6 separate regions of the Homo sapiens genome follow, and all the other regions are linked to region 2. A link is a loop called in an ENCODE intact Hi-C map of the cell type or tissue named here. Cell type or tissue: heart left ventricle. All regions are shown on one strand.

What was found. Peaks named below come from ENCODE experiments on the same cell type or tissue, not always from the same donor. Only the 100,000 strongest peaks of a DNase experiment are listed, where the experiment ranks them.
Region 1: it touches region 2 in a loop (4-fold over the local background); 7 of 110 quality-filtered maps call a loop at or near these places.
Region 3: it touches region 2 in a loop (6-fold over the local background); 48 of 110 quality-filtered maps call a loop at or near these places.
Region 4: a loop joins it to region 2, with 5 times the contacts of the local background. A loop is called at or near these places in 47 of 110 quality-filtered maps.
Region 5: it touches region 2 in a loop (3-fold over the local background); 11 of 110 quality-filtered maps call a loop at or near these places.
Region 6: it touches region 2 in a loop (4-fold over the local background); 6 of 110 quality-filtered maps call a loop at or near these places.

The regions. Positions count from the first base shown.
Region 1 is chr9:109,778,038-109,782,037 of GRCh38, reverse strand. It overlaps PALM2AKAP2 (PALM2 and AKAP2 fusion), which reads right to left and starts at 1,840. Exons shown (of 11, transcript NM_007203.5): 1 at 1,505-1,840. The coding sequence starts at 1,549. In heart left ventricle, CTCF peaks have their summits at 1,899 and 2,121; DNase peaks (open chromatin) are centred at 1,076, 1,817 and 2,117; H3K4me3 peaks cover 2,384 bases; H3K27ac peaks cover 2,438 bases.
Region 2 is chr9:109,885,579-109,889,578 of GRCh38, reverse strand. The region is part of intron 3 of PALM2AKAP2 (PALM2 and AKAP2 fusion); the gene reads right to left. Among named protein-coding and RNA genes, the nearest start is that of PALM2AKAP2, 110 kb to the right of the region's middle. In heart left ventricle, a CTCF peak has its summit at 1,537 (motif pointing right); a DNase peak (open chromatin) is centred at 3,338; H3K27ac peaks cover 2,966 bases.
Region 3 is chr9:109,572,805-109,576,804 of GRCh38, reverse strand. No RefSeq gene overlaps it. Among named protein-coding and RNA genes, the nearest start is that of MIR3927, 63 kb to the right of the region's middle. In heart left ventricle, CTCF peaks have their summits at 2,127 and 2,326; no DNase peak of the experiment used is centred here.
Region 4 is chr9:109,585,429-109,589,428 of GRCh38, reverse strand. No RefSeq gene overlaps it. Among named protein-coding and RNA genes, the nearest start is that of MIR3927, 76 kb to the right of the region's middle. In heart left ventricle, no CTCF peak of the experiment used is centred here; no DNase peak of the experiment used is centred here; H3K27ac peaks cover 1,574 bases.
Region 5 is chr9:109,816,149-109,820,148 of GRCh38, reverse strand. The region is part of intron 1 of PALM2AKAP2 (PALM2 and AKAP2 fusion); the gene reads right to left. Among named protein-coding and RNA genes, the nearest start is that of PALM2AKAP2, 38 kb to the right of the region's middle. RefSeq lists an enhancer at 2,752-3,951. In heart left ventricle, a CTCF peak has its summit at 2,077 (motif pointing right); no DNase peak of the experiment used is centred here; H3K4me3 peaks cover 226 bases; H3K27ac peaks cover 2,987 bases.
Region 6 is chr9:109,705,883-109,709,882 of GRCh38, reverse strand. It overlaps a transcript of PALM2AKAP2 not described here. Among named protein-coding and RNA genes, the nearest start is that of PALM2AKAP2-AS1, 64 kb to the left of the region's middle. In heart left ventricle, no CTCF peak of the experiment used is centred here; no DNase peak of the experiment used is centred here; H3K27ac peaks cover 2,146 bases.

The DNA.
Region 1 (4,000 bases), 110 kb after region 2:
AGCCTTCAGCAGCAGCCAATGGGAACAGCCACTGCATCAACAGTTAAAGCAGCCTATTATCCAGTTCACACAAAACACCCACCAGCTACATGGCACCATTAACTCAATATCACCATTCTTATCAAGTTCATGACACACTGGCCATGCTGCCTTGCCACCAACTTTAGAAACCACAAATAACTTCACAAACCATCAAAATACACATGCACAGGGGGAAAGAGAAAGAAGAAAAAAACAACCTTTCTGAGTTCAGAGCACCACGTTCAAAGATTACCTAATAGGCAAACCATGGCATTTCAATATTGCCAGCAAACATCTCTCTCACTTCAGTGGTGAAGTCTCCAAGACATTTCAGATTTGAGGCGTTTGAGAAAGAGGGTCTCAGAGCCTTGGAGACCATGTCAAATGCTTCTAAAAAAGGAAGGGTCTGTGTGCATTTTCCCAATGAAGAATCTGTCCAAAAAGGTTTTGGAAAACGCTTTAATATACTTTGGTTCCAAAACATTACACACTATTTCTCCAACAAATTTATATGTGTTTCCAGAGAACTTCCGAACTGAAAAACACAAATGTATTTAGGTGGAAGAATGTCTGGAGATTCTTTTATGCCAATATGTTAACGGACCTTCTTTTTTAATTGTTACTATTTCATACGGCAGCAGTAATCATTCCCTCATCCTCGAAGGAAATATATAATCCAGCTGTGGTGGCTCCAGTAAAAATACCACATCTGTGGATCATTGGCAACACTGTGTTAAGATTGCTCAAATCTAGGCAGTCTCAGAGAGTTCTTTTTTAAACCCAAGATGCACATGGGTACACTTTTCTGAAAGTGCCTACGAACTTTGCCAAAACTGACTACTCCTTTGTAGGCTGAAAATAGGTTTTCAGATACTCCACACCATAAGAAGGAGGCTCTCATGGAATATTATAACCAGGACCCAGTTGTATGAAGTCCCCAGACCTCCAGGGTGGTGGCTTGTGCCAGTGCCCTTGTCAATATCAAACAGAGAAGGGAAAACTAACATTCCCGGTTTCTGGGAGGAGGTTCTACCGCGTGGCTGGCTGAGTCGCTGACTCCTGGTTTTCCACTTAACAGGAGGACAGCTTCCGCAGAGAGGATGGCAGCCACCGTTCAGGTCACCCTTCTCTTGGTTCTCCAGGCTATGAAGCCAACGTATGCCTGAGCATTCGGTCATAATATTCCTGGAGTCGTCCCCCCACCCCAAGCCTCTGTTTAGTCCTTCCCCAAAGCCCAGCAGCAAGCATCTTTTTTTAAGCCAATCTTCCACATTCAAATCCTCAGTCCAAAGCGCGCCCTTGGGGGTCTCCATCTATAGACATAGAAAAGAAAAGGCAGCCTAGCTGAGCCCTGACAGAGTTTTAGCCCCTGGAACATATGACCTGCGGCTACTGTGCTGGCATGCCGCTTGCCCCGAAACCCTCGGGGGCCCCCTTCCACCCCAGACAATAGAGCAAGAAAATAAAATGAAAGTGGACTTACTGCTATGGCTTGCAGCCTTTCCTTGTGCAATTCCGCCTCTGCCATCCTGGAGAAGGGCACACAGGCAGGGGAAAGAGGAAAGAAAAAACACACGCTGTAGTCACCCAAGGAAACTGATGGGCACCCCGGGGGGCTTTGCTAGAACCCGGGAGAACGCCCAGGGACGGCTGGGGATCCGCTCCAGGGGCGGCGGGCAGAGCTGTGCGCACGGCGGGCTCGCCCGGGCTCAGCCTCTGGCCCCCGCCCTCCCGGCCGCCTGGCTGCGCCCCAGCGCCGCCGCTCACTGCATCTCCCGGTCGCCGCCGCCGCCGGCCGCGCCAGCCGAGGACGTGGGACGCCGGCAGCCGCCGGGAGGGCGCGCTAGCCCGGCGCTAGTTCTCCGCCCTGACGTCTCGGTGCCTCGCTCCGCCCCTGGAGTGTGATGGACCCGAGGCCGCGGTCCAAGGCGGCTCCGAGCGATCGCCGCCGCGGGTCTCCAAGGCGCAGACGGAGGGCGCGCGAGCCAGTGGGCACCTGGGGCGCGGGCGCACGGCGAGCCGCTGGGGCGCACGGCTGGCGTGGCGCGCCCGCGTGGACACGCGCTTGCTGGGGCGGAGGCAGAGCGCAGTGGCGCCTCCACCGGGCAGATGCCAGTGGAGAGGGGCGTCTGACCGAATGTGGGACCCGAGCACGTGCTGTTACGTGGGGGCTGGGGCCACCGAGTGTTCAGGGCACCTTCTGGCTCAAGCCAGACGCTTGAGCTCCACGTGGGGACATTTACAATTTGGGAAGGGCTGCCTTGCCCAAGTGGCCCACATGCTTAAGATGACCAAGTTCTCAATATCAAGTCGGCCGAGGGTAGGGTATATCTCCAGAGAGGCCACCCTTCTGGTGAGGCGATATGTGGCCTTAAAAGAAGCCGAGAGTTTTTAGTCCTGGGTGCTAGACTAGATTTCACAATGTGTTAGCTGTGAAATCTCAGGCAACTCGCTTAATCACTCTGAACCTCAGTTTCCTCATCTGAAAAAATGGAGGATCACATAGGTGTCATTAGAGACGAATGAGAGACAGTATGTAAAGGTGCTTTGTAAAGGGCATCACAGACATCTGCTCTTATTATCCTGTGACATTCTGGATTGAAATCCTTTCAGGGTCTTCTGTTCATTGCATCTGAAAGGAAAAGTAGGATCTACTCACTAAAATATTTCACCTATTCTTTACTAAAACAGGATACCATGTGGTACTAATGTGAGTCTTTTGTGACAGGTCCTGGACTGGATGTAAGAAGTGGATCAGGCCCAGTCCAAAAGGAGATCAATGCCAAAAGCAAAAAAAAATGCCTCTTCACATTGAGGCAGGACCTGCTAGAATTCCCAACATTCATATGCAAACGTTTCTTCATCAAATGAAATAAACACTGAAATAACTAATATGGCCTCTTTAGAGCCATAGGATTTAAAGGCATGTTAAAAGATATACACATCAGGCCAGATGCGGTGGCTCACACCTGTAATCCCAGCACTTTGGGAGGCCAAGGCGGGTGGATCACCTAAGGTCAGGAGTTCGAGACCAGCCTGGCCAACATGGTGAAACCCCTTCTCTACTAAAAATACAAAAAATTAGCCGGGCGTGGTGGCAGGCACCTGTAATCCCAGCTACTTGGGAAGCCGAGGCAGGAGAATCACTGGAACCTGGGAGGCAGAGGTTGCAGTGAGCCGAGATCACATCATTGCACTCCAGCCTGGGCAACAAGAGTGAAACTCTGTCTCAAAAAAAAAAAAAAAAATGCACATCAAATTTTCCCAGATCACCTGTTTCCTGAATAAATGCTTCCATTTCAACTAAATTGCCCTTTCAATTTTCACAGAGGTTCACCTGTCACTGATGAACAATTACTCCTCTGACCAAAGATGGAAGCACTCACCAAAATCGTTTACTGATGGATTGTTTTCCCATCTTTTTCATAACAAGTGTAGGTGGAGCTGATTGTTTAATAAATCCAAGCCAGTGCCAGATTCTACATCCCACTCCAATATATCAGAAACTTCTACTTTCTGGCTAAGCCCATCCTTTTCTTCAAATGCATCCTTTTTTCTTCATTTCCAGCACAAGCCCCAGCAGGACAAGTTATTTAAAGGGGTTTGCTCACAAATAAACAAAGCTGTTATTGCTTCAGCAGAGTGATTGTAGAGAATACTAAGATGAGGAAAATGAGACCAGAGAGGTTGAAAGACTCAGCTACAGTTATAGAGCTGGGATTTAAACTCAGATCACACTCACCAGAGCCCATGCTCTTAACCATTAAGCACCAGGCTTGGCCAATGATATGGAGATAGAAGCAGGCCCCAGGAATAAACAATTGAACCAGAAATGGTCCTTCTACTCCCAGCTATACAGATATTTAAAAGGTATGATTGAGCACAACAGTGTGAATGTACTTACTGTCATCAAACCATATGCTTAAAAGTGGTTGAAATGGTAAATTTTAAGTTTTGTATTTTTAACCGCAATAAATTT
Region 2 (4,000 bases):
TTCAGTCAGTGAAGAGGGCTTTTTCTGTGTGGTCCTTGGAGGATAGGGCAGGGACCAGAGAGAGGGTAGGAGCTGCAGGGAACAAAACTTTCATCCCAAAGGAGGATCCTCTGTAATAATTAGAGTTGTTCCAGTATATACTTGGGTTTTATTTTGCAAGTAAATGAGTTTCCTGTCACTTTCAGGCTTTGGGGAGAGACTGTTTTTTCACTCCCACTCATTACGTTCATTGCAAATTCAAGAATCAGATAGGAGTTGATCCGCATAACATGTCAGTTATGCATACTCTAAGATTCCATGGTTTTATGAACTGTCATAAAATTATTGCCTTTGCAAAAGCAGCACAATACTGAATGCAAAAACCAAAAAAGCAACTATTTCTTTTTAACTCTGAACAGACTTTCATGGCTCAGTGCATAAGAGAAGCCTTTTATTTTCAAGTAACTGAAACACTTTGTCATTTTGCACTGAGAATCACTAATGTTATCTTCATAAATCTTTTTAGGGTTCTGTATTCTGGAACTACTCGGTGGTGAGATTCTCATCTTAGTATCAATACACATAATGCCAGGCTTTTGAGCAGTAGTTCTCAACTTGGAGAGATTTTGTCCCCCAAGGCAACATTCAGCAATGTCTGGAGACATGTTTTATTATCATGACTGGGAAAGGGCAATGGTGCCCCTGGAAGCCACTAGGTAGAGGCCAGGGATGCTACTAAACATCTTGCAATACTCAAGACAGCCACTCACAACAAATAACTATCCAGCCCTAAATGTCAATAGCACAGCTGTTAAGAAACTCTGCTGTAGGGGGATGGAAGAAACAACAATAAGAACAGCACTATTCTTTTTTTTTTTTTTTTTTTTTGGAGGCAAAATTTTGCTCTTGATGCCCAGGCTGGAGTGCAATGGTGCGATCTCGGCTCACTGCAACCTCCGCCTCCTGGGTTCAAGTGATTTTCCTGCCTCAGCCTCCTGAGTAGCTGGGATTACAAGCGCCTGCAACCACGCCTGGCTAATTTTTTGTATTTTTAGTAGAGAAGAGGTTTCACCATGTTGGCCAGGCTGGTCTCGGACTCCTGACCTCAGGTGATCCATCTGTCTCAGCCTCCCAAAGTGCTGGGATTACAGGCATGAGCCACAGTGCCCAGCCAACAGCACTATTCTTACTGACAACCTGCTGTTCTTGGCACTTCACAAACACACCTGACCTCTACACATTACAACAGCACTGCAAGGTGGGTATAGTTTTCCCCAATGTACAGGCGAGGACACTTAAGTCCAGAGAGTTTACATGGCTTGTCCAAGATCAAACAACTTGTAAATACAGAACTAGGACTCCAGCCAAGTTTGGTCAAGCTCTGAGGTCCGGCTTTCTAGTGAGTTTGCTATGCTGGAGCCCTTTTCAGAAGCACACACTGTTTCCCGCAGAGGTTTAGACTGTACACAGGCTAGAAAGTGCAATCAGGAACAAAGGGCTTCCAAAAGAGACAGAAAGGAGCCAAGCCCAAAATGAAACCTGCACTTCATGAAAGAACCTGAAGGGGGCAGTCTCACCATCATGATGACCACCCACAATAGGCTGAAGACCGGCACCTCCAGAGTCATGGTGCGTCTGATGCACCGCCTTCTGAAGAAGCATGTGTGGAGGTTGAGGAGGGAGAATCACATTACCTGTCCCTCCTCCTACATCACGAGGTGCACGTTAGTGTAATTTCACTCAATATCAGAGGTCTCAAAAAAATTTAGCTTAAAATAACAACTTCTGTTGGGATTTTTGAGAACATGCTTTAGAATTAGGCAGAGTTGAGTTCAAATACTTGCTCTTTCACTTTTTTAAAATTATTTTTCATTCATCTTGTATGTCCTTCCATTGAATTTTTTTAGGGGGGGGCAGCAAGTTACTTCACCTCCTGTGCTTCTCTTCTCTCTTCATCATCATCATCATCATCACTACCTCATGGGAGTATTACAAGGCTTAAATTAGAAAATTAATGAATTAAATGGAGGCAGAAAAGCTAGGCCGCTACCCAGAAGGGAGTGACAAAACAGGAAATATTACACAATATAGAGACACTACTATATAGTTTACTGTATACATAGCATATATAGTTTTATTTTGGAAGGAAACAAAAGAATGGAAACAATAATTGGGCTGCAAATGTGGCTGAACGTGGGGTGGGGACCCCGGCTGGAAGTGCACAGATGTGGAATGCCACTGTGGAGTGTTCCCCTCCCTGCTCAAAAGAACAGTGAATCATGGAGTTAAAAATAGCAAATGTGAAGAACACAATGAATCTCAAGCAAGTGTCCTTTGTGATTTCAATGAATGTTTCAGTGGTTGCCTTTTCTAGAACAGTTGTAAGTAACTGTCATCTTCTTGGTTGCCAAACCCCACAACATAACATACAGATGCTTAATAAGATACATATGCTTATGCCTAATGTCTCTACGCCTTTGGCTTTGAGCCTCCTAACAATATGGAAAATTAAGTGAATTCTGGTATTTACCAGAGACCCACACAGGTACTCAGAGAATCACAGGTCCAATGTGGAAATGAAAAGTACACTTCTATCCTGATTTTTTAAAAGCTGCTTGGCTCTCTCTAGGTTAGCAGTTGAGACTTCAATATTTTATTCAATGAATATTTGATGTGACATATTTTAGAACAGACAGCTGTTCTGATGAATTAGTCATCTCTGTGATGAATCAGTTACTTATACCTAGCCTTTAGTTTTTTGAGAACTCAACCTCTTTCCTCCACTCTGACCCGTTTCCAAAACCACTTCCTTCTATAACAGTAACATTTCTCGGAACAGGTACACTGTTGAGAAAAGAGATCTCTAACCAACTCCTCAAATTAGAGAAACTCAGAATACCAGAGCTGGAAGATCCCGAGAGATGGCTCACTGAAGATATGAGGAAACTGAGACTGAAGAGAGCAAAAGACTTGCCCAAGGTCACACAGCAAATGATCAGCAGAGCTAGAATTAACATCCTGGCTTTGTGACAGCTCATCCCATTTTCATTTAATACTCCATGAAGTTTCTCATCTTCACTGGGGTTGGTCTGCCCCCAACTGATAAGGTTGGGAGATAAATTTTCCCCATATTTCTCACTAATCAAAGGAAGTTAAAAACCCTGTATTTCAAACACTTTAGTAAAACCCAGTGAAATGAAAGAGAATCTTAAGTGGGAAAGTGACAAGGTAAACAACAAGACTTGATGCTTGGGGCAGACATGAAGTAAACAGGGCTAGTGTGGCTCGAACTACCTACAATCTCCGAAAGTATCAACCCGAGGTCCACATGTGGCCTCCAGGGACCCACCACACACAATAATGGCACGGACAATGGCTGGCAATGGGCCCAAGCCAGAAACAATCTCTTGGGCTTTCTCAATACGTCACTCCAAAAAGAAGCAAAGCATACAGAAGATGTGGACATTCAAAAAATTCAAAAAAGGAAACGTCTACAGATTTTGCTTTCAACAATTCCAATCTTATTTAGCCTATTTTAATTCTGGTTTCCAGGGAGCCAAAAATATAATCCTGACATTACCCAGGGAAAAGCTGTGCAAAAGAATGACAATCTATTTCTCCACTGTGGCAGCCGGGTTTTCCTCTTCCTTTGCAGCTGCTTTGGTGTCACCCCTTCAAGACCACATTACTTTGAATTTTAGCAAGAAATCTTGGAAGAATGGTAGAATTTTCTGGCCTTTGGTAAAGCACACAGTTTTCCTGACCTGGATCATCTTTAGCCTGGTAAACCAAGGCTGTTTCTAATCCACTTCAAATGAAAGCTTAGCTCTACTGTGGGGCCTATGGAGGAGAGACTTCAGCTCTAAGCCAGAGCTACTCTCACCTACAGGAATCCCCAAAGCAGGTTTCACATATCCTTGGGTCAAAGTAGGAAGGCTCAGAAACAGTCTGAATCAAGGGTTGGGTTGTCCTTTATCCTTGTGTGTGAAGCCAGTTTTCTTATAAACATGATTTACTTCCC
Region 3 (4,000 bases), 310 kb after region 2:
ATTTTATTATCCCAAATACACAGTTGAAAATCTAAAGGGCCACATCATGCTACAGGGTCACACAGTCAATGACAGAGAAGCAAGCAGAAGTCCCTTCACTGTTCTTAAAAAATTAGGCTGGGCATGGTGGCTCATGCCTCTAATTTCAGCACTTTGGGAGGCCGAGGAGGGTGGATCAGTTGAGGTCAGGAGTTCAAGATCAGCCTGGCCAACATGGTGAAACCCTATCTCTACTAAAAATACAAAAAAATAGCTGGGCGTGGTTGTGCATGCCTGTAATCCCAGCTACTAGGGAGGCTGAGGCCAGAGACTCGCTTGAACCCAGAAGATGAAGGTTGCAGTGACCCGAGATTGCACCACTGCACTCCAGCCTGGGCTGCAGAGTAAAACTCTGTCTCAAAAAAAAAAAATTAAAGGGCATCTTACTTTAAGAATTTGGTGATTTTCTCTTTAATTTATTATCAACGGGGTATGACAGGCTGGGCACAGTGGCTCACATCTGTAATCCCAGCCCTTTGGAAGGTTGAGGCAGGAGGATTGCTTGAGCCCAAGAGTTTGAGACCACCCTGGACAACACAGCAAGACCCCATCTCTACACAAATAAAAAAATTAACTGGGCATAGTGGCACACGCCTGTAGTCCCAGGTACTCGGGAAGCTGAGGCAGGAGGATACTTGAGCCTAGGAGTTTCAGGCTGCAGTGAGCTATGATCATGCCACTGAATACCAGTCTGGGTGACAGAGGAAGACCCTGTCTCAAACAAACAAAAAGAGTATGGTTAATCAATAACAAGTGTTGGCAAGGATATGGAGTAATTGGAACCCTCAGACATCACTGGTAGGAATGTAGAATGGTGCAGCCTTTGTGGAAGACAGTCTGGCAGTTCCTCAAAAAGCTAAACATAGGACCCAGCAATTCCACTATTAAATATATACTGAAGAGAACTAAAAACATATGCTTACAATAACTTGCATATGAACATTCGTAGCAGCTAAAAATGGAAACAACCCAAGTGTCCATCAACTGACGGAGAGACAAACAAAATGTGGTATATCTATACAATGGAATATTATTCAGACACAAAAAGGGGTGCAGCACTGATACATGCTACAACATGGATAAACTTTGAAAACACTGAACTCAGTGAAAGAAGCCAAACACAAAAAGGTCACATATTGTATTATTGCATTTATATGAAATGTCTGGAATGCGGAAATCTTTAAAAATAGAAAGTAGATCAATAATTGTTAAAGGCTTCAGGAGGGAGAATGGAGAGTTGCTGCTAATGAGTATGGGATTTCTTCTGGGGACTGTATTAGTCAGGTCTATCTAGAGAAACAGAACTAACAGAAGACAGATGATTGATTGATTGATAGAGATAGATAGGTAGATAGATAGATAGAGCAATTTATTATGTGAACTGGCTCATGCAATTATGGAGGCTGAGAAATCCCATAATATGCTGTCTGCAAGCTGGAGAACTGAGAAAGCCAGTGGTGTAATTATCCTAATTCTGAAGGCCTGAGAACCAGGAACTCAAACATCTAAGACCAGAAGATGGATATCCCAGCTCAAAAAGAGGGATGATAAAATATTCCGCAATTAGATAGCGGTGGTGGTTGCACAGCCTCGTAGTTATTCTGAAAATGTCGAAATTGCACATTATTGTTTGTGAATCATATCTCAATTTTTTAATGGTATGGCAAATCAATAATTCTGTATCACTCCTCTATATCCCAACAGAAAATTCCCTGGAAGCAACACAAAAGAGTGTAGACTTTGGGAAAAGATGGAGCATTTTTAAATTCTTCCCTTCCACTATGACCTCCAGAACCTGAGCATTTTATTTAACTTCTCTAAGCATCAGCTTTCTTACCTGTAAAATGAAGGCAAGATTACCTATCTTATAAAGTTGTTGTGAGGATTAAATGAAACCATCTAAGTAAAACAGCTAGTCCTCTACCACACATTTAATAGGTATGAATAAATGACTGCTCTTATCATTATGCTTTTATTATTACTATAATTATTTTCACATATTTCTGATCTTTCATATCTAATAACTTTAGTAATATTTTTATTTGACACTTCTAATCACAGAGGTATCAAATTTTCTTTTCTGTGAACATAATCTTGATGAATTCTTAGAAAATATGGCTTAAAGGAAAATCTATTTTTAGCACACTGAGACATCTACTGTGCCCCCTCCATGGAATAAATAATAATTAACAAAGCAGCTGCGGGGAAAAAAGCACATCCCATGAATTTATTCAATGCATTATGAATAGCAATAGAATTGTTTGCCCATTGCACCCCCTTGTGAGAGCTCAAGGTAACTACCTTTATTCAAGAGAGTAGGTGGTTTTGAGCCTTGCAATTCAAAGTTTGGTCCTTAGTTCAGCAGTATGGGCATCACATAAATGATTGTTAGAAACTTATTTACTTATTTTTCTCTCTTTAATTTTAGGTTATTTTAGGGTCAGGGGGTACATGTGCAGGTTTGTTACATTGGCAAATTGTGTGTTGCAGGGATTTGGTGTACAGATTATTGCATCACCCAGCTAATAAGCATGGTATCTGATAGGCAGTTTTTCATTCCTTACCCCCCTCCCACCTTCCATTCTCAAATAGGTCCCAGTGTCTATTGTTCCCTTCCTTGTGTCTACGTGTACTCAATGGTTAGCTCCCATTTATAATGAGAACATGTGGCATTTGGTTTTCTGTTCCTGTGTTAATTCACTTAGGGTAATGGCCTCCAGCTCCATCCATGTTGCTGCAAAGGACATGATCTCATTCTCTTTTATGGCTGCATCATATTCCATGGTGTATATGTACAACATTTTCTTTATTCAGTTCACCATTGATGGGCGTTTAGGTTGATTCCATGTCTTTGCTATTGTGAATATTGCTGCAATGCACATACATACGCATGTATGTGTCTTTATGATAGAATGATTTTTATTCCTTTGGGTATATACCCAGTAATGAGATTGCTGGGTCAAATAGTAGTTCTGTTTTAAGTACTTTCAGAAATATCCAAACTGCTTTCCACAGTGACTGAACTAATTTACACTCCCACCAGCAGTGTGTAAGCATTCCCTTTTCTCCACAACCTCTCCAGCATCTGTTACTTTTTGACTTTTTAATAAATAGCCATTCTGACTGCTGTGAGATGGTATCTCATGGTGGTTTTGACTTGCATTTCTCTGATGGTTAGTGATGTTGAGCATTTTATCATATGCTTGTTGGCCATGTGTATGTCTTCTTTTGAGAAGTGTCTGTTCACATCCTTTGCCCATTTTTTAATAGAGTTGTTTGCTTTTGCTTGTTAATTTGTTTAAGTTCCTCACAGATTTTGGACATTAGACCTTTGTTGGATGCATAATTTGCAAATATTTTCTCCCATTCTGTAGGTTGTCTGTTTACCCTGTTGATAGACTTTTGTTTGTGTTTGTGGTGCAGGAGCTCTTTAGTTCAGTTAGATCCCATTTGTCAATTTCTGGTTTTGTTGCGATTGCTTTTGGCATCTCCGTCATGAAATCTTTGCCAGGGCCTACGTCCAAAATGATATTTCTTAGGTTTTCTTCTAGGGTTTTTATGGTTTTGGGTTTTACATTTGTCTTTAATCCATCTTGAATTAATTTTTGTATATGTTGTAAGGAAGAGGTCAAGTTTCAACCTTCTGCATATGGTTGGCCAGTTATCCCAGCACCATTTATGAATAAGGATTCCTTTCCTTGTTGCTTGTTTTGTCAAGTTTGTTGAATATCAGATAGTTGTAGGTGTACAGTCTTATTTCTGGGTTCTGTATTCTGTTCCATTGGTCTATGTGTCTGTTTTTGTACCAATACCATGCTGTTTTGGTTACTGTAACCCTGTAGTAGAGTTCAAAGTTGGGTAGTGTGATGCCTCCAGCTTTGTTCTTTTTGCTTATTATTGCCTTGGCTATTTGGGCTCTTTTTTGGTTCCCTATGAATTTCAAAATAGTTTTTTCTAGTTT
Region 4 (4,000 bases), 300 kb after region 2:
TGCCCTCTCCATTATTCCAGCTCTAGACATTTACTTAATCTCCTGCAGAAAAACAAATAATGGGATCTCCATCAGAGTCAAACGCATAATCAACCCAGGGAATGCAAGCAATGCATAGGCACCTGACAGGCATCAAATGGATCAATAAGCAGAGAGGATAAATGAACAGCTGGCAACTCTTCAGTCCAAGATAAGCATGAAGCTGATTCTCCAGGTTCATTGCCCAAAGCACCTTAAAGAACAGTGAGAGAACTCCTTGCAAGGCAAAAAGAAAGTGGCCCTGCCCTACCCATAGATCACTCCCCCCCTCAAGCCCTGGTGTGTTCTCTTCAGCATTTACATGCTTGTAGAAGAGCCAGGTCAACCTAGATTCAACTAAAATAGTGTTTAAAAACAGTCAGTGCTTGGTCCAGAATATGCTGAGAAAAAAAGCCAAGATCTCGTCTCAGCCCAAACTACCCCTGCCTGCCATGAGAGTGTGCATAGAGGCACAGGAAAATCAGTCCTACTGGGAAGCCTTAGTAATTACCACTGGAACCCACCGGATCCCACAAGCCTGGGAGAAGATGGCTTAATTAAGTGTAATCTCTGACAGTTCTGATTGGGAAATTGAGGACACAGTAACTGGGTGCCTTTTAGGCAACGATCTGTTCCTTTTGTTAAGACACAGCAAGGGTCTCTTCTTTTGCCTACAACAAACAGGAGAGCTGTAATTATGCCATGTCAAACTGCAGCTGGGTGTGCTATTTTGGATCTCATATTTTCCTGGCAAGTTTTACAACCAAAAAGATAAAGTGCCTCCCCACTTGAATGGAGGCTATATTTAAGGTACTTGAAGCACTGTAACACTCTACAGGCCTAACTCCACTTCTCATGGTAAAGAGAGGATAGAAGCCAAAACCTGGCGGTTTATACTGTATGTGTATGCAGAAACCTTGTGTATTAGCTTTCTAGGGCTGCTGTAGAAAACTGTCACAAACACGGTGAGTAAAACACAGAAACTTATTGTCTTACAGTAATAGAGGCTAGAAGTCTGAGATCAAGGTGTCAGTGTGGTTGATTCCTTCTGAAGGCCGTGAGGGAGAATCTGTTCTGTGCCTATCTCCTAGCTCCTGGTTTCTTTCCGGCAATGTGGCGTTCCTTGGTTTGCAGATGTATCATTGCAAACTCTGCCTTTATCTTCACATGGCTCTCCCTGTGGGCATGCCTATCTCTATGTCCAAATATCCCCTTTTTATAAGGACACAGTTATGTTGGATTAAGGCTCACCCTAATGATTTCATTTTAACTTGACCATCTGCAAAGACCTTACTTCCAAATATGGTCCACATTCACAGGTACTGAGAAGTAGGGCTTCAACATCTTTTGTGGGGACATAATTCAACCCATGACACCTTGGTTCTAATGAAATGTTACATAGATGCTCCCTGCTGGAAAAAAGAGAACAGTATAGACAAGGGTAGAGCTTCTCTGGTTGACATGAGGGTATGGAGTGGATGTTCTCAAGCCTCTCCCCGTCCATCCTTTAGGTACCACCTTCCTCCTGCAGTCTCTGAGGTCTCTGCAGAGTGTGGTTCAACTTTCCCTGGTTTTAGAGCAACTAAACAGAGACAGAGAACCTGGATTTATTTATCCTCCTTTTTTTAAATAAGCATGGGTCAAAGATTTATTTAACTCATTAAGAGAGCCAGTAAGAGGTTATAACCAGGTCAAAGGATCATTCCAAGAACACACCTATCTAAGTAACCTGGAATGCTGAAATGAGTCTACAAATAAGTGTAAAACTAGTCAATATCCACAGTGCAACAACCAACTGCATCTCCACTGGACAAAATTCATTTGCATTTCTATGAGTAAGAATCATGTGTATTACTCTCAGTGTTCTACAAATTGCAGAGTTACAAAATAAAACTCCAAGGTAATGCAGATAACCAGGAAGGGTGCCCTAGATAAGACACCCAGTAGTCTTTTTTGCCCACTTCAAAGTCTTTCACAATTTTTCCTAGCAGAATATATGCCTCCCAGGTGCTAAGACTACCGCAGATACCATCAACTACTTAAGGCCTTTATGTCCCTAGGGTATGTGGTGGTCTGCTGGCTGGGGAAGGGTCAACCTCTTTCAAGTTTCAAGAACTATTAGGATGACACCTCTACCCCACCCAACCTATGTTGCTCCCAAGACCCTAACATCAGGGAAACAGAAATTCCTCTGTGGTTACACGGATTCCTCGGCTCCTCCTGGGAGACCAGGATTTCTGGAATTCAGCACCAATCTTTTCTCTCCCACCCTTTGCCCCTGCTGCCAAGCTCCTTCCCTTACACACCTTCTCTCCTCCAGTATACACTTCAGCGATCAGTCCAGTCCTGAACAGGCATCCCCCTGAGGCCACCTCCCTAACTGGAAGTCCATCAGCCTCAAGAGCAACCTTTCTTTTCTTTTCTTTTTTTTTTTTTTGTCCTCTCTGTTGTGCCTCCTTACGACTTTTAGCCTTCAAGCTGAAAGCTGAGACCCAGAGACCTGAATTTTTCTCTTAGTGGCTGTGTGACCAAAGCTTCAGTTTCTATCATCCTAAGCTCTGAGTGTAAATGTGAGCACAGCCAATGCTGCAGTCTTCCATCCAGATCCTTTCCAGGACCTAGGACTGAGGACCTAGGACTGGGGCACTCACTCCACTAGCCCTGGAAACTGCCCTCTGCCAAAGGGGGCTACTCATCCAAGGTTACCACCCCTCTCTGGGAGCAGCACACATGCAGTGACTGGTCCAGGTAGTGTAGAAAGTCCAGCCCTCTTGCCTCAACTTGGGACATCTCTGAATGGCCACTCCAGCTTCAGAGGTCCCCATGGCATCAGCTGAGGTGTCTGTTGCTACTACACACAGTTCAACTTCTCCTTCTGTCCAGTCCTGCCTCTTTCACTCCTTCTCAGGTGTGTTCCCAAGGGCTCTATCCAATAAATGCATTTCTTACACACAAGCCTTAGAGTCTGAGTCTCTTTTCTTGGAAACATGATCCTGAAACAAAGAGGTAAGCATGTAATAAGGGCTCAAATATGCCACTAACAAGTTCTGTGAACTTCATTGAGTCACTTCTCTCTGGCCTCAGTTTTCTGAACTCTATAGTGAGGTTATCAGCCCAAAATAGTCACTAATATCCTTTTGAGCACCAACATTCTAACAGTTTCTAAATCTACATAGTAGAGAGCTGGGCATAGGCTTGGAAGACAGACACCAGCCACATCACTGCCCAGGCTTCCGCAATACGTGATTCTATGCTGATACAGTTCTCAGAAAAAAGTGGAATGGTAGGGCGTGGGGGTGGTTTGTTTTCTGCTATGCTCCAATAGAGATTCCACATGGCAAGGTGGGAGGGGGACCTTCCCTGAGCACGGTAAGAAAACCTGAGATTGTTTTCCTTCCACATGCTGCCAGGCTCCTGAAACTGATATCCCTGGGAAAGGCTGGCATCTTATAGAGTTACATTCTCCCATAAGCCAGCGTCATCCTTAGCCAGGCCCTCCACATTGCAGATAAGAATTGGGATCTTGTCGATCAGCACCACGGCTGCAGACACACTGGGGAGGGAGTTTTAGTTGCTTTGGGGTCACTGCTTCTTGCTCAGCAGTGCCCAGAAGCAGAAGCACATGGTTCTCCATCCCCTAACAAAGGTACAGTATGGTACCCAAAACTGACATTTCTCATTCCCTGTTTAAGATTAAGAGGGACTTCAGGAAACTTACAGTGCCCATAAACACTAATAGATCAGTGCTATACACACACACACACACACACACACACACACACTCTCACACTCACACACTCAAGGAAATACAAAAAATTTAAGGTTACATACAGCTGCTGATTAGTTGTAAGAATCTGGATAACACAAATGTTCCAAGGCTCAGCTTATTCTTGTTTTTTTTTTTTTTACCTTTTTGAGACAGGGTCACGCCCTGTGCCCCAAGCAAGAGTGCAATGGTATGATCATAGTTCACTGCAACCTC
Region 5 (4,000 bases), 69 kb after region 2:
ATCCAATTTTGATATTCAAATTCTAATAATACAGAAAAGACCATTGTTCCTTTTCCTCACCTCCTTTACATAAGGTATGTGTAAGTCTATTTTCTTCATGTCAGTACATACTGATCTATTTTACTACTTGTAACTGCTGCATCATATTCCATACTCCGAACATATCATATTTAACCATTTTCCTGTTTTCCTATTGAATTGTTCCCAATTTTTCATGATTATAAACACCTTCTGGTCCTTGTTTCTTTGTGCTCATGCTCTCACTTCAATTTTAACATTTTAAAAAGCTTATTTTATGATGAGTGGTGATCTCACAATGCCAAACAGATCATGACAGTTTATTTCAACTCAGGGTGGCTGATCTTTGTATATGCAGTGCTATGGAGAAAGGAAAAAGAGCTTAATACATATAATACACACACACACACACACACACACACACATACACACACACACATAATTAGGCCTTTATTTACGTGTGTGTGTGTTCAAACCCTTGGCAGAGCTCAATGATGTATGCAGAAGGAGCAGCCACTGAAATGTGTGTTGTCTTGCATCCTGTGCTTCTGGGGGGCCACTCTGTCCATGATAAGGTAAAAGAAAATGATAAGGTAAAAGACATAAATGGACATATAAGATCATATTGGCCACGTCAAAATCTCATTCCCTAACCTGAGAACCTAGAAAAGAGTTATTGCTCTTCCCAGGTCTCCCTGCCACATAAGCAGCTAATGAGGCATTATAGAAACTTGGCAAGTCCTTCCGGAATCAATTTGGGTCTTTCAACTTTGTTGCTCGCCCCCTATCTTCATTTCTCATCTGGATTACACGAATGTAAAAGCCTTTGTGAAATTTCCTTTAAGATGAATTTTTAAATGTATTCTATGTCTTGAATAAATTTAGTTATGATTGAATAACTCAGAATTAAACTATGTTGGATAGAATATTACAACCCAATGTCAATTTGCCATCACCTATATTGCTCTAAAATAATTTTTCTTATAAGATGCTCTGCAGGAGTTTTCACCTGTGGGGGAAGGAGTCAAATATTTCAGCATTACTAATTCATCTGTTCGCCTCTCACTTCTAAAGCAAAATGTATTTTTTCTCAAATTGGGACTCTGCAAAGGATTTTTTTCCAATGGAAAGATGCCTTCGTGTCATTCTTAGTTTCTCCTTTTGACTGGTTACAAAAATGAACTTGTAACCTACATGGTCATTTCTATGGCAACTGGATGTTCCAAGTGAAATACTGAATTTGGAGTTCTCTGAAGAACTAGAAAGAAGAGAGTCTGTGCCACAGACAACATAAAAGCTCAAGTTTTAATGATATTACCAGGCCTGTCAATGTAGGTGTTCACTGGTACCTAAGTCTTATTTCGAAAGTACAGTGAAATAAAGTGTCAAAACCATGCCAGGCACGCCCGTAGTCCCAACTACTCAAGAGAAACCCTTAATCCCAGGAGTTTGAGTTCAGCCTGGGCAACACAGTGAGACTCCATCTCTAAAAATAAAAAGTATACATGGCTTAGCATTTTTGAGGTTTTTCCTTAAAAAGCAAATTTAGCAGGTAGTATGTTTAATGAAAAGTTTTTATGTTTTTTACCTTCTTATCAATACAGATACAGAAGCATCATAAAACCAATGTTTAGCTAAATGAATTTTTATAAGGCAAACACCTTTGTAATCACCACCCAGTTAAAAATAAATAGAAATTGCTAGCCACTTCCAGAAGCCTCTCCATGTGCCCCACGCCAATTTTAATCCCTCTTCTTCCACTCAAAAATAACCACAGCTTCAGTTTCCATGTTATTGATACCCATAGCTCCTATGTTTATAAGATGCTATGATTCAGTCATTTTTTTCACCATTAAAAGATTATTTGTATTCAAGGGCTGACTTGTCAAAAAAAAAGAGATTGTGTAGCAAGTACATTTTTCGAAAGGCTTATTTATACCTTTTCTGTTTCGCTGCTACCCAGATATAATAAATACATTCATTAGCGTACACTATTTTTAAATACCTTGCCTCATTCCAAAAATATGTGCGGGGTTGAACACATGCTAAGAAATTCCCTCCACTAGGAGGCGCTACATCCCTTATGTCCTCAGACAGCTGGGAAGACTGCGCTTAATGTAACTCAGTTATCAGCGCATTTCTATGAATGAAGTCACAGAGGAACATGTGGGAGATCCACTTAACGACTTCTTTACCTTGCTGCATATCACAAAAAGGCTCACTGGTTGCCAGAAGTCCTGGTGAGTGGCAGGTTCCAAGAGTGAACTGATATTTCAACAACTACTTTTCCACTAACAACCTAAATCCATGAAATTGAGGGAGGGGGCCAGGAACATTTGGAACAAAGGGGCCCTGTTTCCAAGCGTAAATAAAATACAGCTGGTTTACAGCTGTGCTACCTTCCTCGCTGCAAGTCAAGTCATAAAACAGAATGAAACTTTCAGTAGTCACCGCTGTGAGGTTAGGGAATTCTGAGCATCCCTCTGGGCTCTAAGGTGACCAACTATTTGCTTTCTGAATTTCGTTTTTCAACCCATAGACACTGTATGGCTCATCAGAGAGGCAGATTTCCACTGCAAATTTACACAAGCCTAGACTGTCTATTTTTACACAATTGTTTGTTGTTTGCTTTTGTTTTTCAGATCAAAAAAATCTGAGGAATAGAGCTATGAAGACATCTGAACTCTAATTATAGGGGTTTGAATTTTTTAGATTAGACGTGCTACCCTTGTGACTCACAGTGATGTGCATTTCCCTGGTCTGATCATTAGCATACCAGGCAGGCTCAGATGCCCAGCATGTATCACAGATAGTAGGACATCATGCATATGCATGGGAAACTCCTAGCTCAAAATTGGCCTCTGATCAGACCAAAAGGCCAGTAACTGTGTCCAAGTAGCAACTCAACATCCACAAAGTGCCAACTGGAATGTTTTCCCATTTTAAGTGGGCACGGCAATCTAGACATTAACCAATAGACTTATAAGAATAGCTTGTATTGATTAAAGAAGCTTTATAATACATATTTTATTCCTATCATTTTATGTGCCTAAGATTTATTCCTTAAAATACTGATTCACTGATTTAGAAAACTCGGTAGGGGTAAATAAATCTGGTTGAATAAAGTTGAAAATAGACTACATCCTATAGTTTTTAAAAAAATATTAGAAGAGTATTTGTACCGCCTCCAGACAAACTGGTAGTTGTCCGTTGCATTTCAGACTCAATGAATATGGGCTCTTAAGCCAGATGGCATTAGGATCAGGAAGTGGGTTTGGCACTTTTCTTTCTCCTTCATGTCATTTCCAGACCATGACTCCTCTGCCCTCATGGAAAAAGTCTCATCTGTTCCCTTGTTCCCTCTCTCCTTAACTCTGTCCCCAGCTGATCTTCTGGTCACTTCCGTACATCCACTGATGACTTCATTCCTTGGCTCACAGGAGCTATATGAAATCCCACCATCATCCGGGGTGACTTCAGTGTTTGTGTTCATGACTCATTCAACCCTATTCCCACAGTTTCCTGAAAACCTCAACTCTGATGACCTTGATCTTCACTCTCCTCAACGATCTGCACTCAGGGCTGAAATCTGGCCTCATCACTAAATGTGGAACTGTTTAGGTGCAGCGGCCCAGACTCCAACCACAGCCTCGCCTCTTTCCCTGTCTCTCACTGGCTTGTCCTCACACCTCTGCTCTTGGGTCTTTTCAAATCTTCTAATCTCCAGCTTCCTCTATCTTATCCCAGTCCATCATAGCCCTCCTGTCTTCATTTTTATGTCTTTTCGCCTAAGATCATGTGAACAATCCATTCCAATCACTGCACTGTCTTCCTATATCCTCAACAATCTTGCCTCCTCGTCCTTTGGCTACATCCAGGTATCTGGCAAAAATCCCAAATGAGAGCTAAGCACAGTCTCATTTCCCAAGATCAAACACCTACATAAGGTGCCCTGGAGTGTAGGAGAACGACACTACAAATC
Region 6 (4,000 bases), 180 kb after region 2:
AGGGGTTAGGACTTGCACATATCCTTTTGGGGCCAACATTCAAATCGCTACAGGTTGTATACACCTGAAGGAAGAGCAGCTTTTTTTAACTGTGGATGTGCTTTCCTCTTTAGCACAGGGACCTGTGAGCCAATGAAGCCCTGGTCTCCTTGGTGCATTCCCTGATGCCTGTGTCCATCAGTCTGGGCTTCTGACCCATTCTTTCTATTCATGCTACCAAAGCCTTTAACCCATGCCTGGGCCCCTGACAGCCTCCTCAGCTCCTGCTACCCCTCTGAGGAGTAGAGCCTGGTGAAGTCAACACATGGTCAGGGTCTGAAATTAGGTCTGTTCACAGAGTTGTATGAAGGAAGACTGGCCCTGAGGGCACAGGCTTGACTTGGCAAGAGACGGTAAAAGATAGTGTTGATGGAAAGCCATGGCCTGAACAACAGGCAGTGGCCCAGGTGAGCAAGCAGCATCCAGGGGAGTTGTCCAAAGGGGCTCAAAGCTCATAGCAACAAAGATGGAGTGACAGCCATCTTGACAAAGTCACATGGGAGGCAGGAAGAAGCATACAGAAAGAAGATGCAAGTGTCAGGCATCCAAGCACTAGGCTGGGCCTTACAAGGGGATTTGACAAGATAACTACACAGGGTGTCACAGTCAGGTCCCAAAGTTACAGCCAGATCCAGCAATAAAAGGAACATGCTACAGTGCCCCAGGATGTGGGCTGTGGTCTCTTCAATCTCTCCTGCTAATGGCCAGGATCTGTTTGGATTCCCCCAGTATTCCCATTTGAGAGAAGAGTAGTGCAAGGTAGGAGTCAGGCCAGGCCTCTCTGCTCAGCCCCTTGACAGGCTCAAGTACCACTATAGCTGGCCCCATCCCTGCTGACCAACCCTCTGTGAATTGCCCTTGCATTCCAGGTCTACCCTTAGCAGTTGTGGCCCAGTCCTCTGAATTCTCCTGCACAGCCTTCCTGACGTTCACACCATCCCAGATCTTGTCCTGAGTCTAGGTTTCAACTACCCAATGCTGGCAATGAGAGAGGCAAAGGAGAACTTACAAAGTACATGAGCTATCCCTGGAGGATTTCCAGTGTCGCTAAAGCAGGAAGCAAGCAGAACCTCATGGTAATTTTATTTTTGGATTTTGTGCCACCCATAGAAGTGAGTAAGAATAGACATTCAAAGACTTTCTAAGAATGCTCATGTGCAAAAAGGCTTGCCTGGATTGATTTCAGAAAGCAAACCTAAATTCCATTCCAGGAATTGTACAGCCTCGCAAGTTCCTCAGCTTCTAAATAAAAATCCCTGAGAATCTAATAATAAAGTCTTGGCGGTGCACATGGCTTTGCAGTGTTTATATTTAGCAAACATTTTCCACTCTGAAATGATTTCCTGCCAAAAATATTACATTCCAATAGATTTTGCCATATGATGCTTGATGCTTAATTTATTGTTTCCAAAATCATCATTGTCATAGAATTTGGGGTTTATGATGAAAATATGAAGAGTGAATTCAATATTTTGTCTTTAGTCAGCCTCCAGATTAAGGGTATTGATTGAGGTCCTGCTGTCTATAGTAAGTTGAGCCAGACTAAGAGAAAACAGGACTTACTCTTGTAGCATGTGATGGGCTTGTTTAGAATTAGTAAAAGATGTGGCCAGAGACAAAGGAGGCATTGGATGTGATCAGGAAATACCTTCCTGAGGTCTGATCACCTAAACAGTAGGGAGTCATCATCAGCTGTTGTACAAAGGAATCAACAATACTCTTATGATGAAATATGACAATGATGCCCACAGCGATTTAAAGAAGAAAGATAGTGGAGGGAGGGAGAGGAGTGGGACCTTTTGTTCTGTAAATAATGAGCGAGATGTGGTGTCAGTGAAAATGGAGAAGGGGCCATGAAGATCTTATGGGAAAGGCACTGGGCTTGGCCTGGGTTTGAATCTACAAGCTATTCATTTCAATGAGCCTGTTTCCTCATCTGTGAAATGGGAGCTATTGGTATCGGTGCCACTATGCGATTATGAGATCATTTATTGGATGGCACAAAGTAGTCACTAAATAAGTAAATGCTTACAGAATCTAAAGAAAGATCCTGGAGACTGGGGTGAAAATTATCCTTCCTTGCTGACTGTATCAAACAGGATTCTTAGGAGCAAGCAGAGAAACTGAGCATGGAAGGAAAGGAACTGATCGGAAGGCTATTAATAAACTCACACAATTAGTGGGAAAGTTAAAGAAACAGGCTTGGAAACAGGCAGGACCAGAAGACTAAGTAGCATTTAGTCACAGGCAAAATCAAGCCAAAAGTCAATGTGGTGAGATCACTCCTGCTGAGCACAGTGTGGCCATGCCTTGCACTACCTGGCACTGGACACGGACGCTGTCCCTGGAAACCAAGTTGGCTGTTGTCACTGCTCACCTGCCATCAGAATGGATTTCCCACTGTCCTCACTTCTTTGTATCTGAAGTGTATCTTTGTATTTGAAGTGCCTGACTTCAAAGCTGGGGCAGGGTGGGGGCCTCTAAACTTTAGCAAGCAGGTACCAGCGTTTTCCATTTTATAATGGGAGGCGGCTGATGCACTCCACCAAGACTCATAAATGGTGGTGGTAGGGGGGCAGTTCTCTAAACTTGGAAATGGATTCAAATGCTGGCAGCCAGAAAAATGACACATGTCCACTGCCATCACCAAGTGGAAAGAGAGGCCATGCAGAGAGAGGAGGCTAAGGTTATTTATTGTAAAGATTAAAGCCCAAGGTCAGGGAAACTGTGACTCTGTTTTCAAAACTTGGAGAATAATAAGCTGATTCTTAATAACTTACTGAGATATAAATTTTACATACTCTATAAAGCTCACTCACTTAGTGTACTAGTCAATGGTTTTTAGCATATTAAAATAATTGTGCAACCACCACCATAATCTAAATTTAGAATATTTTTATCACCCAAAATACCCTTAGTAGTCACTTCCCACCCCAGCCCACACTCAGCTCTAGGAAACCACTAATCTAACTTCTGCCTCTCTAGATTTACTTATTCTGGACATTTAAAATAAATGGGATCACACAGTATATAGGTTTTGTGACTTGCTTCTTTCATTTAGCGTGTTTGTTAAGGTGCATCCAGGTTGTAGCATGTATAAATATGTCATTCTTTTCATGGCAAAACAATATTTTATTTATGGACATACCAAATTTTCTTTATCTATTTTTCCATTGACAGACATTTGTGTTGTTTCTACTTTTTTGGCAATTATGGATAATGCTGCTATGAACATTTGTGGACAAGTTTTTGTGTGAACGTATGTTTGCATTTCTCCTGGAAATATATCTAGGTAGTAGAATTCCCAGCTCATATTGTAACTCTATGTTTAGCATTTTGTGAAAGAGTCAAACTTTTTTCCAAAGTGGCTGCACCACTTTATATCCCCACCAGTAATGTATGAGTATTTGGGTTTCTCTACATCCTTACCAATACTTGTTATTATTTGTATCTTTCATAATATCCATTGTAGTGGATATGAGTTATAAATGATTTTTTAAGTTTGACAGTTTGCCATGGTAGTGAATATCAAAAAAATAATCCTGAATTCAGCTAGCTACCATCATCATCATTATTATGAGTATTACTGAGGAATCAAGTTGGTGAATTTAAATGAAATCATTTTTATTTTTCTAAAAAACTGCAATACAGCCTTTTTAGTTCATAATTACATCTTGAACATATCTCATAGCTTTCCAGGCATGTTTTTTGAAAAGGTATTAAAATTTCAAACCAGTTAAATGTTTCTATCTCAAATGTGATTGAAATCTCACCTCTTCCCCTCCCCTTCCCTTCTACACGATTTTGATCCCTTGCTGGGGAGACTTGAAGTTAGAGGCAAGCATGGTTCATTCCTTCTTTTCTTCTCTCCTCCCTTAGTGGGACTTGGGGCAGGGCAGAAGGATTGGGGAATTATAGTGACATAATTGCTGTTCTTAATAGTGGATTCAGTTAATTCAAT